2 separate regions of the Homo sapiens genome follow, and region 2 is linked to region 1. Evidence: chromatin loops called from intact Hi-C (ENCODE). Cell type or tissue: CD4-positive, alpha-beta T cell. All regions are shown on one strand.

Evidence for each region. Peaks named below come from ENCODE experiments on the same cell type or tissue, not always from the same donor. Only the 100,000 strongest peaks of a DNase experiment are listed, where the experiment ranks them.
Region 2: it touches region 1 in a loop (3.0-fold over the local background); 5 of 110 quality-filtered maps call a loop at or near these places.

What each region holds. Positions count from the first base shown.
Region 1 is chr4:152,063,076-152,065,575 of GRCh38, forward strand. No RefSeq gene overlaps it. Among named protein-coding and RNA genes, the nearest start is that of LINC02273, 36 kb to the right of the region's middle. In CD4-positive, alpha-beta T cell, no CTCF peak of the experiment used is centred here; a DNase peak (open chromatin) is centred at 956.
Region 2 is chr4:152,114,613-152,117,112 of GRCh38, forward strand. No RefSeq gene overlaps it. Among named protein-coding and RNA genes, the nearest start is that of LINC02273, 15 kb to the left of the region's middle. In CD4-positive, alpha-beta T cell, no CTCF peak of the experiment used is centred here; a DNase peak (open chromatin) is centred at 1,299; H3K4me3 peaks cover 845 bases; H3K27ac peaks cover 2,082 bases.

The DNA of each region.
Region 1 (2,500 bases):
AAAATGCGTGCTGAGCAAATTTCCATTATGCTGACCCTTGTGGGTGGATTACAGTTTCAAAACCATAGTAGCTTCCTGTTGTCCTCCGGAATCTTAACTCCAGTCCTCTGGCTCTATATTTTTTTAAGTGGGCAGGTTGCTCAATGGAGTGATCTGATAGGGGAGCTCTTGCTGGAATAATGGGGTTCTCAGTGGGGTTGGTACTGTGCCCAAAGAGGCATTTGAAAATTTGGGAGAGCAGTTTTCTGGTCATCACAATGATTAAGTGACTACTGGCATTTAGTAGGCCACTGCCCAGGGCAGTCCCCATGATCAAGAATTGCCTGAGTCCCACACAACTTTGTTTATCCCTCTGGACAATACCTAGGTGAAAAACCTGTTTTTAATCATCTAGAACCTTAACAAACATTTTGGTCTGTTTGTTTTGGGGTTTTATTTTGGTTTGTTTACTTTAACATACACTGAATTTCCAAAGAATGTCACCACTGTGTAAATCAAGGGAAGAATTTTCTTCATTGCACTGGAACTTTATCAAAGGATTGTTTAATATTATAACATACCCTTAGGAGTCTACATTTGCAGCTGTCACATTCATGGGGATTTTATATGGGTCCAAGCATCGGAGCACTTCCTCATGTCTAGTAGTGTGGTCATTCACATGTTGAGGCACACAACTTATTGTAAGTTTCGATCATATCTCTCTTAACTATTACAGTTAAGAGATACGGATTTGTTTGCACTTACGTATGCATCTAGGTTATATTATCTCTGAATTTCACTTCAGGCAGGTAAGGAGGCATAATAAGTAGTTTTACAAGGGGCGTTGGGTCTGGCAGGTCAGATGATTGCCTCCTGTGCACACGTGTAGGAGACAGCATATGCACAGCAGATACACAGTACAGTAGTGACTGCACAAAACCAGAAGGGGAACCCTGCCCCAAGCACAGCCCGGCTTCATGATCGTGTTGCAGATAATGATCCAGTTGCTGCCTCGCCCTGTGAGCAGCTGCAGGAATCAGTCTGGCTGAGGGCGTGCTTTTCTCTGAGTCGCTGGAGTCAGCTTTGGCTTTGATTTACAAAAGCTGGCAATTTCACTGAGTATACGACAGATCAACAGCAGCCTTTTCCCGTGCAAAACACCTGGGAGAACTTCCTAATAGGCCTACCACACGGCTGTCACTTAATGAATATGTAACGGAAGTACAGTTTGATGGAAATAGGAGATTCTGGCCTATTTTTTCTGGGTTTTAGAAGAATGCTGATAAAATTCCATACCTCTGGCTTGGTTTTCCAACCATAAAGATGTTCCTGGTCTAACATATTATCCTCATCATCATCAACATCGCCATCATCATTATCAAAAAAGCACAATTTTGCCAAGTGTCTAATAGCTATTCATAGCAGCAGTGCCTGAGACTGCTCATCTTGATAATGCTGACTACGATCATTACAATTTTTATTATCCAACTCATTTATTCCACATTCAACAAATGTCTGTTGAACACCTAACCTATTATTTGCCAGAGACTGTGCCAGGAATGAATAAGCATATGTAGTTCCTACTTTTGTAGAATTCATAGATCCAGGGAAGAAATCAATAGTAATAATTACACAATTACATGTGCAGTTATGGCTAATTTAATTATGAAACAGGAGAAAAATTCCTTGGACACCCCCTAGGTACCTGAACTCTTCATTTTTGCATCCTACCCCCCAAGTTGCTTCTCCCCCAAAATCTGATCTGAGTTGTCTGCACAGAAAACTGAGTCATCCTAGCAATCACTTTTCTAACTTCTCATTCTTGACACCTAATTAATCACTGAGTGCTACTAATTTTACCTCCTCCACATTTTTCTAATGCCTCCCTTCCTCCCTATCCCCACAACCCTGTTTATCATCTGGCTGGACATTTGTAACAGCTTTGTAACAGGTCTCTCTGCCTTTAGTCTTGGCACTGGTGTTGATCAGGATTCAGTCGCAGAGAACAGAATTCACTCTATCCAGCTTAAGTAGATGGTGATTTGTTACAAGGTATTAAATGGCTTACAGAATTGCTGGAAAAGCTGAAGAAGCAGGTGGAGCTTTTGAAAATGGCTTTGGGAACCACATTGCAGAAACTGAGTGCATGGGATCTACTGCCTCTTTTATAATCCAGAAGCTGCATGTCAAACAAAGAAGCTTATGCCTGAGCTGCCAGCTCCAGAACCATGCCTCCATTGCCATAATCAGATGCCAGCGTGCTCAGAAAGCCATGGCAATTAGGAAACAGCCATGATTCAAAGAAACTGTGATCATGAAACCACGGCAGAAAAACCCAGCGCCTCTGTGAGCAAGGGGACCAGCAGAACCCCCAGGGGTGCAGCCTCGCTTCCACCTTCCAAATCCCGGGCAAATATTTCTGGTTGATAAAACCTAAATCATGTCCAGAACCCAAATTACACCCTAAAGGTGTAGTTTTGAGCTTCCTAGCTGCTGCAGAACTGCAGTAGAGGAAGGCTCC
Region 2 (2,500 bases), 52 kb after region 1:
TACAGTGTGTGTGTCTTGGGTCCAGTTGAACCTATTGCTCATGCCTTATAGCACATCCCTTCGCTGTTCTACATTGTCAAGGTTCTTGGCAGCAAGCAACAGAAACCCAGTCTGACTAACTTGGATGAAAGGAAAATTCACTGCAAGGCATAAAGGCTGGAAGGCCAGGCCAGGCCCAGGAAATACACAGAAAGCAAAGGAGGCCAGGGAGCTGGAACCAGAGCCCAGTTCACTACGGGAGAAAGTAATTAGAATACTGGAGTGAGATGTCACCATGCTGGACACTTGATGCTGCACCTCTAGACTTTCAATAACTGCCAATAATTTATAAACCACATCTGACTCTTTCTGCCTCTCCTGCAAGATTCAGGGTCCCATGTGGTTGACTGATCCTGAGTCACATTCTCACCTCCTGCTTCCCCCACCCCAGCTTTGGCTTCCACAGCAGGAGGTGGTACATTGGGACCCTCTCAGATAATACACAGTGGAGAACGCCTCCTGATTGAAAGAGGGATTGGATGCTGAAAGGCCAAAACTCTCCATAAATAGCTACAGGATCTGTCAGTAGGAAGTGGCCTCATTCCCAAAAGAGTGATGGAGACTCGGTAACCTTTCTTGGTAACAGGTAACTCATCCACAGGCCCCAAACCTGGACTCTGAAAGTTCCTCTTTCTGGCTGGAGCTGGTCAAAGCCATGCACAGGCAGAACTCGCCAGCATCTTGGAGGCTCAGCTGTCAGGTGATGGAGAACAGCTGGGGTGGTGGGTCGTCAGGGTCACCTGTGAGAAGCTAGGGAGAGGAGAGAGTTTCCATGGGAGGCAGTTGAGTCCCTGTTCTCCCTAAACCAGGATAATCAACTGCCTTCCTAGGGCATTGTCACATCACTTATGGGATTTGTTTTCTCTTTGGCAGGCTTTCCTGAGGAAAGAGCAATTAACCTCAAGTCTGTCTTCAAAAGGTTAGAGTCTTTTTTCTCCTGAGAAACAGAAAAGAGACGTTGGAAGCTGACATGCCTCTTTGTTTATTCTTCGTGCAACTCCTACCAAGATCCTGGAAAAGCAGTGATTCCTTCACAGTCACCCCTTTAGGGTGGTCCCTAAAACCAGATGCAGAACATTTTAGAAAACTCCAAGTCAGTGCTCATTCCTTGGGGCAACCTGCTCTGGGCCTTGTTGAAGGAGAGGTCTGGTTTGTGACATTAACAAGTACATGCTGACAACAAATACAACCACTTCCTCACCTGCTACCATGAGGAAACCAACATACCAGGGTTGCTGGCTTGGAGGGAAACTTACAAACACCCACGAGAGATGGTGGCTTTTGGCCCCTCACAGCCTCCGTAGTCTCCTGGATTTCCCTGGCAGAAGGCCCTCAAACTATGCACAAATGAGGGGCATTGTGCATCCGTCCTATTTTTAAAAACTCTCCAGGAAATACACTTGCTGCCTACACTTCCTCACCACCCACTCGCTCTTCGGGGCTTCTAATCCGGCTTCCGCCCCACCTCGTTCCTGATGGAGCCCCAGGAAGGACTCCAAGGACCTCCTCCTCAGCCACAAATCCTGCAGCCTTGCCCCAGTCCCTCATCCTCAGCCGGTTCAGCATTCCACAGGAAATCTCCCCTCTCTGGGTTTCCGTGGCAGGAAACTCCCGTTGTTTTCTCTTTTTAATGTGTGTGCCTACCCAGGGATCTGAGCTTAGCACCCCTCCCTCTGTGCTGCCTCCTTCATTATCTCACCTACCCTGGGCCTCACCTGACACCTCCATGCAGATGGTCCTCACTTCCAGCCTCTCTTGTCAGCACCAACTCTGAGCTCCAACCCCTGTCGGGCATCAGGTCTCGGGTGCCTCTTCTGAATGTCTAAATATCCCAAACGGAATGGGTCATTTTCTGCTCCAGTTCTGTCCTCCCTTTATAACCTCCTCTCCCAAGAGCCCGCCACCCTCCAGTGTTCACTCTCCAAATCTTAGCGTCATCTCTGGCTTACCCAATGGCCTTACCCCCAAGATCCAACCAATTGCAAGTTCTCTCTTTACCACATCTCTCCGATATCACCATCTTTGTATTCCCATCAAGTGCTTATATTCTACTCTTTTTCAGACCATTGCAGTAACCTCCTAACGGATCCATCTCTACTCTGTCCTCCTCCCACACCCCTTTCCCCACAATCTATATTCTGTGCTTCTTTGAGGACACTCTTCAAGTTCCATCAGGAAGGCACTATTTTGTCTCCCTGCCCTAAAACCTGCAATGGTTCCCACTGCTGATAATAAGTCCTAAGCCTGGCTTTACACCCATCATAATTCAAGGCTCTCCCAGTCCACTTTCCATCACCTTCCCTCTAGGTACACATTTCTGCAGTTTACCTCAAATTCCCACTCATCTTGAAACACTCTGTCTTCCCATCTCCAGGCTTTTACTCAAGCTGGACCTTTCTCAGGTAATGCCTTTCTTTTTATTTACGTCTACCAAAATCTTACCTTTCCCTTTAGGGTCATC